Linked DNA regions of Homo sapiens: region 1 is linked to region 2. A link is a contact called in ENCODE Hi-C or POLR2A ChIA-PET data. All regions are on one chromosome and are shown on one strand. The core of a region is the stretch at or near the end of the contact, and the rest is flanking DNA. Distances in the headings are between cores, read along the strand shown.

Evidence for each region. A loop is a pair of places that touch in the nucleus more often than their neighbours do. ChIA-PET counts read pairs that join two places held with the same protein, here RNA polymerase II (POLR2A). Pooled maps may share reads with other maps.
Region 1: a loop to region 2 is called in a map of ascending aorta, with 2.2 times the contacts of the local background. The contact joins two enhancer-like sites. A Hi-C loop is called at or near these places in 2 of 168 maps with a recorded cell type or tissue (IMR-90 and ascending aorta) and 4 of 50 pooled maps. POLR2A ChIA-PET finds 5 or more read pairs at or near these places in 1 of 52 experiments (OCI-LY7).

The regions. Positions count from the first base shown.
Region 1 is chr2:67,663,273-67,669,315 of GRCh38, forward strand. No RefSeq gene overlaps it. Among named protein-coding and RNA genes, the nearest start is that of LINC02831, 100 kb to the left of the region's middle. Within about 2 kb of position 3,304, at least 8 of the 41 ENCODE cell types and tissues checked have a DNase peak (open chromatin) inside an H3K27ac peak, as active enhancers do; they include ascending aorta, where a contact is called at or near this core.
Region 2 is chr2:66,837,631-66,844,459 of GRCh38, forward strand. No RefSeq gene overlaps it. Among named protein-coding and RNA genes, the nearest start is that of LINC01799, 63 kb to the right of the region's middle. Within about 2 kb of position 3,146, at least 6 of the 41 ENCODE cell types and tissues checked have a DNase peak (open chromatin) inside an H3K27ac peak, as active enhancers do; they include ascending aorta, where a contact is called at or near this core.

The DNA of each region.
Region 1 (6,043 bases), core at 2,054-4,553, 830 kb after region 2:
TTACCCTTCACATTTTTTTTCCTGACTTTTTTAATGGAAAGCTTATTTTTCTGTGGTTGTTTGTATAGATGCCAGGCATTTCCTTTAAGAGTGTTAGGACTTTCTCTGATACAGTTCACTTTTTTCATACATATTATACAGGCTATGGAATCAATCTAAGACTGTGTAAACTTAGGCTGTATCTCCATAAGTTTTTAAGACCCAGTTGAAAAATAAAAATATAATATTTGTTCCATTCAATCCAGCAGTTGTTTAATTTCCATAACAGCAAGCAAAGGGTTTGACTGACTTTTTCTAAACTAATCATGTTTCTCTCTGTTTCCATTTGGATCTACAAATTCTTTTACCATATGAGAATCCTTGGGAAATAAAAAAAAAAAGAATTGACGTATTTTCCCCTACATAGTCTCTTCCCTGCCCAGCCCTTCTCCAAGGAAAAGAAAAGACCCCCTTAAACCTTTAAATTCAGTCCTGAGATAGATACTGAGGTGCATAACTGCAGAAGAGCATAGGGATTTGCATTTGATGTTTGGTTTATCTGAAGCCCAATCAATTGGCTCCCTGAATGAGCCAGACCAAATTTCTTGTGTGCTATGCCAGGCTTCCTGTGAGTCTTGAGTCCAACCATTGGATTCTCACCAGCTTTTCCAGGAGAGAGCAACACAAGACCCATGGGACCTTCTGCATTCCAGCTCTAAGAAAGTTCTGTCAACAAGGCATTGATTTCAAGTATGGGTAAAGGCATCCCCCAGTGTGTCACCATGCACGAATATTGCCAATGCTAACATGTGCTATAAGCCAGACTTTCCTCATTCTGCCAACAATAAGAAGTGTGCAGCAGCTCAAGGAGGAGCAGGGGAGGCTGCCACCCCTGTAGAATACCCATCGAGTCCTTGGCACTGAACTAGACCTGCTGAGTAGGAAAAGGACACAGACCACTTCATTTTTATTCCTTCCCGCTATGGTTCTTCTTGTCAAGGCCTCATTGCCTCTTTCCTTCTCAATCTCCTTCATCTCTTAAGAATATTCTAGCCGGGCACAGTAGCTCACATCTGTAATCCCAGCACTTTGGGAGGCAGAGGTGGGTGATCGCCCACCCACCTGAGGTCAGGAGTTTGAGACCAGCCTGGCCAGCATGGTGAAACCCCATCTCTACTAAAAATACAGAAATTAGCTGGGCGTGGTGGCGGGCCCTTGTAATCTCAGCTACTCAGGAGGCTGAGGCAGGAGAACTGCTTGAACCCAGGAGGCAGAGGTTGCAGTAAGCCAAGATTGCGCCATTGCACCACCTGGATGACAAGAGCAAAACTCCATCTCAAAAAAAAAAAAAAGAATATTCTAGCTGGTGGATTATTTCCATTCTTCAGAAGTTCCAAGTGTCCAAACATATGCATTTTTTGTTATATACCATTTGTATGTGCTGTTTCAAATATTTTCCATTTTATTCCAGTCTAGCATATAAGCAGTTAAAAATATAAGGTTAAAAAAATTATATGTCTTATCAGTCCTTTCTGCTAGAATGTAAATGCTATGAAGACACTTAAGATTTGTTTACTGCTATGTTGGTTGTGTTTAACAGAGGACCAAGAGGATAATACAGGCTCAATAAATATTTGCTGCACAGAAAGGAAAAATGAAAGTCTCCTCCCAGTGCCTAGTACATCACCTCAACTCAGTCATCATACTGACTGCCGGATGTCAATCATGCCTATTCTCTAAGGGCTTAAGGTCTAGATTAGTGGTAAGGTAACCATGTCTAGCATACTTTAAGAAATAGTGACTGCAAATGTTATATTTATAGAGTCATTTAAAATCCCCTTCTCCCCCAAATACTTTTTTAATCTCATTCTCTGAGCAATTCTATGATATTGGTTTAGTGACTGATTTCTTAGGATCCCAATCTGGATGAAAATAACTGAACCTACCCTCGACAATTTTGATCCATTGGCACTGACAACACCAAGCATTTGTTGTGAAAGAGCTAGCTGAATGAGGAAAGTTAATTTTTGTACCTTTTGTAATCATCCTATAAATGTAAAATCATAACAAAAAAATCAGAAGTATTTCTCAAGTGCATTTTTAGTTTTCTGAAATTACAGTACATACATTTCATGTCTCGTACTCCAAACCTTGACCTTTTACTTGTCAGTAGGCAAGTTTGGGTTGGACATACTTTCTTCCAGACATGCTCATTTTTTGTTGGAGTCTTGATTGGGCCTTCACATCTCCAGATGAACCAAACATGATCATTTTGTGATCATTAAAAATTCTCCATATATTTAAATATACTTATATATTTATGCTTCTAACTTGACAAAATGACTTTAAAGTGTAATTGAAGTACAAAGATGTGTATTACATATCTTAAATTCTCTTTACCTTTCCCTCTCCCCTCTCAATATCTCCCTCTTTCTCTTACCTTCCAACTTTACCTCACTCCTAGATTTTATGAATCTAAGACTTGCACCTTTTTTCATTGCTCTAATTTCATGATAAATAAGTTAGCTAGCAAGGCCTCCCAAATCTCTAATTGAAATACACGTGAATCATTTTGGGGGAATCTCACAAGCTTGTCGGAACAGTCTGCCAAACCTGGGGAGATGAGCACCAGGGTATGAACTTTTTTTTTTTTTTTTTTGAGACGGAGTCTCACTCTTTCACCCAGGCTGGAGTGCAGTGGCACAATCTAGGCTCACTGCAACCTCTGCCTCCCAGGTTCATGCCTTTCTGCTGCCTCAGCCTCCCGAGTAGCTGGGACTACAGGCGCCCGCCACCACCCGGCTAATTTTTTGTATTTTTAGTAGAGATGGAGTTTCACCGTGTCAGCCAGGATGGTCTCAATCTCCTGACCTCGTGATCCACCCGCCTCGGCCTCCCAAAGTGCTGAGATTATGAGCATGAGCCACCGTGCCTGGCTGGGTATGAACATTTTAATGAACAGTGGTCAGGTCACCAGGATCATCCCCCTTCAGTACCAGAGTCAAGGGGATCAGCCAACACACGTGGCAAGGCCAGAGGTACAGGTCCCCAGAAGAGAGACAGAGCCTTGACTGCAGGTCTTCCATGTGTCTCCATTGTGTCTGCCTACTCCCCGATTCAAAATTCCTTCCTGCTTTCAAATCCAAGAAAAATAAACTCAGATTCCAGGGTCAGACATTTTTCTCTTTCTAAAAAGTATCAACACTCCCTCCCCTCACCACTCCCCACAAGGAAGTGGATGCAATGCCTGTTCACAAAGGCACATTGGGTGAGGATCTCTGTGTTTAGATTCCTCTCTACAGAGGCCAGAAAGCCTTTAGAGTCACAGAACTGACCCTCGGGCTGAAGCTTGAGGTCATCCTTCATGTTCAGAGTTCCTCACATGCCGTCCCCTGCTCTCTGCCAGACTGTTTGGTGACAAAGAGTCCAGAGGGAGGGAGAGTAAGAAGGGGAAGGGGCCAAGGCAGGGCTTCTCTTTCCAAGATGTAAAAGGCAAACTTCAGGCCACCAAGTCCAAATCGACAACCAGATAGAGCCTCTGTGCTGGTTTGAGCTATTGCTCAACGTTCTAGGCTTTAATATTTTAAGAAAAGTTTATTATGACAAGTCAATGACAGCACTTTTAGTAGGTTAATAAATCATGGGCATATTATATCACAGAGATGACAGCTATGTAAAGCATCACAGGAAACCTGATATTATTTCAACAAAATAGCAACTAGAGCGTCTTGGCACTTACTGTAATTTTAAGTCAAGGTTTAAAAATATATTATTATTAATATTACTGAATGAGAAATTTCCTTGGATTGGGTACTGAGAAATGAAACAGTTCATTGCACAGTTTAGTGTGAGAAGGAATGAAGCATTACGTGGGGAAGGGATTGCAAATGCAGCTTCCTATATTGATGCTCTGGTTATTTTTTATGATTTGCTAATAGCAGGTTAGGGGAGGGAAAGGAACCCAAACCAGATGAAAAATAGGATAAAAAGATGGCCAAGAGCTTTCTTTCATGGCCTCTTTCCAAGCATATGTGGAAAAAAAAGAGATGTTAATTTTTTAATAAGATTCAGAGCATGGTAGAGTAGGAATTGGGGGCCGACCCAATCTTGTTTTGTTTCTTTCATAAAGGAAACTTGGAAGCAGCTGTCAGAGCTGGGGGGTGACAGATGTTAGCAGTGAAGGGTGCAAAGGCAACAACTTACTCCTCCTTCCAAACTGTGAAAATTGTCCTGTGCCAACATTTTTCTGTTCTTTTGGTGGACAGGACAGTGGATTGGCAGGATTAAGAAAGAATAATAAACCCTGATATGTAAATAGTACTTTCCAGTTTACAAAATGCTTTTACATATTTTATCTCAAATCAGCTTTCTACAATAAGCAATCTAGGCTCTGCTGTAATTCTTTTCACATGAGAAGGTGAAGGCTTGGGGAGGTGAAGTGACTTGCCCCCAAACCCACAAAACTGCTTGTGATTGAGAAAGGCTAATAATCCAATCTCCTGGTGGTTGGGTCAGAGCTTTTTCCATTATGTGTGTTTATCTCAGTTTCATCTGGTTTGGGTTTCTTTCCCTGCTCCATCCTAATATGAGCAAATTATAAAACATAACCAGAACATCAATATAGGAAACTGCATTTGCAATCCCTTCCCCACATAATACTTCATTCCTTCTCACACTGAACTTTGCAATGAATTGTTTTAGTTTTTAGTACCCCATCCAAGACTGTTAATCCATGTCACTATTTCTTTTAACTTCTTGTAACTGCTTAGCACTGGAATCCAATAGTTTAGTGGGCATAGTCAGTGCCATCATCCCTGGAGGGAAAGGTGTCCCCTCACAATCTTCCTTCTTAATCCTGGCCTCAGGGCTGGCTTCGTTCCTCTGGTTTTGGATGAGAGAGAAGGGTATTTCACACCAAGGAAGGCTTGACGTTCAGAACAACATCTTGGCAAGGGCAGAGGCCAGCTAGGAAGGGTGAAAGAATCTGTTTTCAGCTCTCTCAGCTCCTGAAGGTCCTCTTTCTGTGTTTAGCATTGCCTTTTCTCTAGGTCTGTCTTCCACCTTCCAGGAAACCAGGGTGTTTCTCCACCACACAGCCACATCCAAAATCTGCCCTCAAGAATCCAGTACCAGTCACTTAAGCCTTGGTCTAAATTTAAATCTATGGTACTTCTCCTAGGGATATATTCATAGCAAGCCTATGTTTAATTGTGGAATAAAATATTTTCCTGCAAAATAATGATAATAATAATAATCATGAACTACTACAAACATGGAAGAGTTGTTCAGTGATTTTCTTGGGGAAGGAAATGGAAAATTTCCTCATATCCCTGACAATGTGCTACACATAGGCACCATTTAAAAGATGATCCAAGCATTGAAAGTAATGTCACAGCATTGTGTATCATCAAGGTATCCTTTAAAGGATAATAGATCATTCAGCATTGTATTACAACAGTGATCATTTTGAAGGTTTGTAATTGAGACACAGAAAAAAATGGAAGTGATGTCATCAAAAAATTTAAAAGCCCCTGGCTTCTAGAACACTCTGTAAGACTCTAAGACAGGTAAGAGCTATCAACCTAATGACCATAGGCTGCAAACCCCAGAAAACTTTAGAGCACAGCTTTCAAATAAGTGGCAACTGGAAATCTACCAGTCAAGGTTTTAAATTTTTTAACATAAATGTAAATCTACTTAACTAATAGCATTGACCCATTCCCTGCTCTTCCTTTTTATTGCTTTCCAAGGCCATGTTATTTCACTTGCACGGAATTAGACACCAAGGATTAAGTCATTTACTCTAGAGTGACCCAGGAGTGGAACTGAGGGTATAACCCAGGCCCACTGACTCCCTTCCACAAGCCATGGATGCTTTAACTACTACATAGGAAATCACCATTCAGAAAATCTCTTAAATAAAAGTCAACAGTAATAATGTCAAGACTTAATAAATGGGTGTGGACTATGTCCTTGGAAAAATTAGTTCTACCAAACTGTGGAGACATGGGCTAGGTCAAAGTGAGTACATGGTTAGACCTGTCTATCTTCTGAAAGAATTTGG
Region 2 (6,829 bases), core at 1,896-4,395:
ATCCATGTTGTTGCGAATGACAGAATCTCAGTTTTTTTTAATGACTGAATAGTACTCCATTATGTATACGTACTCTTTATATCCGCAAAATGGGATTTTAAAATCCTATTTTAAAAAAATTATCTTCTGCTGATTGTACACTGATGGGAAACTTCTCCAGGAGCAAACTTGATATTCCCCCTTGGCTTCATCTTAGTTAATTTAAAAATAATAACATCTTTATTTAATTCAGGGGAGAGATAAGCAGTATTTGTTATGTGAATACAAAATATGTGACCAACACTATTGTAGGTAGATGATGCCTTTCCTGATTTAATCCCCACCAAAACTTTGAGCAATAGAAGATATTCTCTTTTTATTTTGAAAATGAGAAGGTGAATTTGGTCAAGATTAAGTGACCAAACTCTGTGCTTTGTACTCCTCCCCACTGGGGCCTCCTCATTCCCAATTTTGCCTAACATATATTCTGGCACAGAAGTGAGCACTGAATAAATGCCAGTAGAATTAAATTCTACAAATGCTTGAGTTACGCTTCATGGTTAATGGGTGAATACATTTATATAGAATAACACTTTTCCATTCTCCCAACTAGAACACCAACACTCAGTGCCTGATGGTGGTTTGGGAGCATTAGTTAGAATAGGAGACTGTACTTACATACATACTTATTTTAACTGTAAAGTTAAATTGATATATTTAATGCACAGCTATAATATGAATATATTGTAGCTATAATATTGGGTACATATGTGTACATAGCTATAATATTGAGTACATATATGTACTCCCAATTATCTGGGAGTTCACTAAGCAGTACAATAAATACATTAATAAACATAAAGAAAATCTTTATGGATTTTAGTACAACTTGTGAATTTAGAAACAGGTTGTGACTCTCCTCTGGGAAAATTCCTATGATGACCTCTCATGTTCCTTGGGGCAATGAGCCTCAGTTCTTAGAGGTATCTGCCTTTCTTTGAACACATACTGCTCCTCTCCAGATATCTGCATAGCTCACATCTTCACTCCTAGAAATCTTAGCTGAAATGTCAGTCATCTTCTCAATGAGGTCTACTGTCACCACTTTTTATTTTATTTTTTGATATAGGGTCTTTCTCTGTTGCTCAGGCTGGAGTGCAGTGGTATGATCTCAACTCACTACAACCTCAACCTCTTGGGTTCAAGTGATCCTCCCACCTCAGCCTCCTGAGTAACCGGGACCACAGGAGCACATTACCACGCCTGACTAATTTTTGTATTTTTTGTAGAGAAGGGGTTTCACTATGTTGCCCAGGCTGGTATTGAACTCCTGAGCTCGAGGAAGCTGCCAGCTTCAGCCTCCCAAAATGATGAGATTATAGGCATGAGCCATCCTGCCTGGCCCCTCATCGCTTTATTTAAGAAGACAAGCTACCTTAGTCCCCAACTCCAGCTTCCTAACTCTTGACTCCCTTAGCCTACTAAATTTTCTCTTTCTTCCCTAGCACATAACATGTTTTAGCTTGTAGAAGAACTTTCTCATTTATTATCTTTATTGTTTATTGAGCCTCCCCCCAGCCCCAGGAGAATGTAATCCAGGAGGGCCTGGATCCATCTCTTTTATTCATGGATATATTGCAAGTACCAAGAAGTGCATCTGTTCAGTAAAGCCTGAATGAATGAACTAACAGACAACAAAAAATATTTGTTGAATGACTAGAGGGTAACTTAACTTTTTCTCAGATAATTCAGTATTTATAAGAAAGTTTAAGAAATGCTTTTGATTAAACTATTCTCATTATCTTAAAGTTAATAACGATCAACTCTAGATCTTTTTAAAAACTGTGCTCATTTTATTATCTGTCCTGCCTTCCTAATTTTCACCTAAAGATGTAAAACTAAATATACTATTTGTTCACTTTGCAAGTACAAAAAAAAACTCAAATATGAAAAATTTGACTTCTAATTTTTGGTGACTGTCAGATGCAAAGAGAATGTGCTGCCATCTTCCTCTGTCCCACTTGTTTTCACACACAAGGCAATCCAAGCACTAAGTTGCCATTTGTGTGCTCAGGACTGCTCTGCTGATAAGTGGTTGGGATTTGGAAGAGACACCTAAATACCGATGGTTGACCTCCCAGCACATTCTTGTTGGACTCTATCACACTACCCTATCAACCTGGTTAGTGTGTTATGCATGTCACTCTACTAGTGACAATAGGGGAATTTATTCCTTAAATCTCATGAATGTCTTTTCTCCTTCTTCTCTTCTTATATCATCTCCCAGACAAAGCTGGAGTTCAGGTGAACTGCAAAGTGGTGTGAGAGCTCCTGCTATGGTGGTCCAGCTCTCATCTGGCACTTCTGCTTGATAAGCTCAGAGCAGTTCTTTTAGACTGCCTCTTGTAGGCACGCTTGAAAAACAACCCAGTTAGCATTCCCCTAGCCTTCATCTATGATTTCACTGGGAAACTATGCATTAGATACTTTGGAAATAAATATACACAAGAAATTACAACTCAGTTTGAATGACCCTCTACCTTGGAATGTCTAGAACTGTGAGTTATAAGGCCAAGAAATATGTCCAGGCCTGCTGGCTCAAAAAGTTGCTATTCCTTATATGGAATCTGGACAGACAGGGAAGCTGAAGTTGTATAAACTAAACGGAGATTTTTTTTTTTCCCAGCCACTTACGTGCCTCATCCTTGACCTATTTCATTTATAGGTTCCTTTAAGATATGATGCCTTGAGAGTTCGTTGCCTTCTTGCCAGTCTTCCAACAACAATTTTAAGAACAGCCAGTGCTTTACATGGACTTTAATTATATTGGAAAATCCAAGGAAAGGACCAGAAAGGCCATGAGTGTGGTGATGCAATTATATCAGTAGAAGGTTAGACCTGCTAACAGTGAGGGGATCCGGCTAGAGCAACCCAAGTACAGTCGATTCATTACTGTTGGAAATTTTTAAATGCAGACATTCAGAAATGTTTAGTCTGGTTTTCAGTAAGGAAGAAGGGCAAGTAGATTCAAACAAGGACCCGCATGCTGCACAATAAGTACTTTTTTTACTCTATTTCCTTGATAATGGAGAAAATGAAACAACAAGCTATGAACTTAAAGCTAGAAGGAGAAATTCTATTCTTTAATAGGAGTAGTTATTTTTTCTTACACAATCTAGAATAGGGACATTTCGCAATCTTGGCTTACACAGAATATTTTAAAGTAAGTAATTCAGAACACTCAAAGTACGTTTGCTTTCGCTAATCCTTGTCAGCAGTTCTGAAGTCTTTCTAGGTTCAAATCCCAGCTATACCATTAACCAGGATAAGTTTCTTACGCTCTCTAAACTTCAGTTTTCTCACTTAGAAAATGAGGATTAAAAATAGTACCTACTGTACAGAATAGTTGGAAGAGTTTAAGAAGTTAAGACAACATAAATAAGAGACTGATGAGTACTTAGTGTCGCATAAATAGAAACAATTATTACTCTCACTAGCCATGTTTATTGATTGAATGGAGCTTTAGAAAAGTAGAAAGTAGATCATAAAAAAGTCCCGTACGTAATGAAAAGTGGCCCCCTGAGTCTGAACACACTGCCTTGTTACTCAAAATTTCTTCTTTTCTAGACTTAGGTGTATATTTTCAGTAGAAGTGGGGAAGAATGACAATTAACTAAACAATCCAAAGGAAGTGCTGGATCTTTGCATTTGTTATTGCAATTTTTCAGATGAAAGCTTGGGTTTCCTAGATGCTTAAATTACAGTACGATCTCACACTTGTACTTCATGAGGTTGCATTGGGATGTAGATATTTACGGATTGACCTACAGACTAAAAAACAAAGCAAAGAATCAAACAAAACAAAAACCGACAAAATATTCTTCTTCTTAAAGCCTGGATGATGATATTAACTTATACTGCTTTCATTTCAAGGCTTTTTTTTTCAAAGTGCGGAGTCGCCGAAGAGCGGACTTCACTTAGGGTACCCGGAAAGCACATGGAAGCGAGCCCACTCACTCATGTGAAAGAGAAACGCTCACCTTTGAGAAACATATTAGAATTCCAAAATGAGTAAATCTGAGAGAAGATGTTTTAGTTGTAGCACACATATTAGTTTTGTGATTTAAGACTGGTGTTTTTATTTTAAATGCACAGCAGGAGGGAAAGGTGGGGCCTTAAGCGTTTCTGTGCTTAGCGCCTCTGCAGGCCTGATCTAGCCCTGGTCTTGTAGATGATTGTAATACTTTTATAGCTATTCAGGTATTTTGTCACCAAAATAAATATATAGTTTATATTTAGGCAAGGCTAAAGGAGGGAATCTCAAATTTGTTTACAAGCTCAGTAATGGAAATAGAATGAGTACCAAATATTTCTATATCACTTGAAAACACCATTCATTGTTAGAGGCTCTGATATAATTTAGGCTCTGGGTAATTTTGATTTTGATAAACCTGATTTTCTAGTTTTTAAAATCTCTAATCGCCAAGCATCTAGTTTTTTCTCATTAGAGAAGCTAATGCTCTCATAATACTTAATATTCTCCATTTTCAGCAAAGCTAGCTTTAAATATTTCCTAATGCTAATGCCTGATTTGTCTAAGCATTTTAGCTAAATCTAATCTTTTATTACTGTTGATGCTCATCTCTATTTTCAGATGGTTAATTTGCTGACTTTCTGCAAAGTTCAGTTTTTGTTACATGTCTGATCAAGCTTAACAATAATTTCCTATATTAGCCAAAGGAATGTTTGTTTATGAGCTTAGAGTCATATTTATTAACATCCATGATTAACTGAAAATTGCCCCATGTGGTATTTCAATCCACAAATGTGTTTTGATTAGAAAAGGGACAATTATTCCATTTGCATTTGATTCTAACACAAATGGTATAATTTTCAGCTCTCTTAGTCAAACAGTTAGTAGTGAAGAAAAGAAAAGGTAAGGCCTTAGAAAGACTCCCATTATGGCTGCGGCTTTCTTATCACTTAGACCCTAGTATAATTTTGTTTTTGGTAGCACATTTCTATGAAATAGTTAGTATTGATAATTACCTTAATTGTTCATATACTCTATAAAGTATCACTGGGGCATTATCTATTATGTCGCCTGACATTGATTATTGTGTACTTTCGAACATATTTCATCCTCTTTAGGATTGGATGTCTGACTATTTAGATTTAATACTTGACAAATATTATGCATGTAGAAATCCAGTAAATAAGAAAAAATATATTTTGAGGAGGTGATTTATGTTCTCTTTAATTCCAAGTACTTTCTCTGACGCTTTCATGACCTGATCTAAATCTCCAAGTTCACTTTTTTTATCCAGTAGAATAGAATTTAGCTTCTCACGGACTGCTTGGGCACATGGCAAGGGATTCTTTCTGAGAGTCTGATGCCACTGGAATCTGGAATCTGACTTTTTGAAGTTCTGCCCGAATGGTTAGTAGCTCAGGGTGGTCTTTAGAAGCTGTAGTCCCAGCATAGAGTCTCATGGATCCCCGAGGCATGACTGGTCTGGTTAGCCTCTCCAGAACTGCTGATACAGGAGTCACCTCCTTGGAACTGTTTGTGGACCCAGTCACTTTCCCTGGAGATAAGAACAAACTTTTAGAACCAAAATTCTTGCACCTTCCTGTTAGACTGGGGGTTACTCTTTTATTTGCAATTCAGAATGAGAACTTTGATAAGATTATCTGACTTTTGTTGTTGTCTTCCTTGGGTTGAGAGCTAACTAGGCACGTAAATTTTGGTCTTATTATCTTTTTAGGCTGGGTCTAACAGAATGACAGAAAGGCACCAGTAGCTAGCACAATTCCCAACAGTCTCTATAATATTGACTCACTGAATGAATGAATGAATGAACAAGTGAGTTTTTCAGATATCTGTGTGACCACAGACTTGATGCTCCCATTTCAAGCTTCTATGATATCAGATTTTTTTTTTTTTACCCTGTTTGGTCAATTAGCTTTACCCAAAAGTTTTGCTCTAATTCCTAAAAAACTTCATATGAATTGGAAACGCTTCTTTCTTTTGATCAGCTTTAATCTGCATAGAACCTCCTTTTCATGCCAGAATGCCAGCTTTAATAAATCAGGCAGCTCAAATTGAGTAAATCTATTTAAATACTTATAAAATATTAAGGATGCATTTGGGAAAAGCCTCTAAGGTTATTGTGGCCCCTGAGCATCTCACAGTAACTAATTTATTAAGCAGTTTGCAAACCTGGGAAGAAAGGAAAAAGAAAAATGTTTTCATAAACCAAGAGCAGAAGCCAATTTTTCAGCTCAGATGATGAAAGGAAGCATGCATTTCTAATCAAAAAGACAGATAAGCCTTCTCTCTCCCACCATTCCCTCACCGGCAAAGTGCCTTTTCATCATCAACAACACTCCATTCCTAATGGCTGCCTGGGCCTTTCTGCACCTTCTCCATACGCTGGTAATGTACACACAGCATCCCTTTGAAACAAGAGCCCATTAGCTGTGGCAGACTACCTTTTCACATGACGCTCTTCTGTTGCAAGTCATCAGCACAGTGTTAAATCATTCTTACTGGGCATGCTCAGAACCCTGTCAGAGGGATAAACTGATATTTAGAGCTATAGCATGAAAATTGGTTTTCAGCCCCCTTGAAGGACAGTTTAAAAAAAAAAAAAAGGAAAAAAAAAAGGGAAAAGGTCATAAACTAGACAGGTAACACCAAGCTCATTTTTTCTACCTTGGAGCTTTTCTTCTTTGGATTTCTTTGGGTGATCGTTTGTGACTCTCATTGTGATGTACGTCATGGCTGTCCTTTTGTGCATAGAGTAGAGTCAGGGTCTACATATTGCTATTGTTAGATATTCCAGGT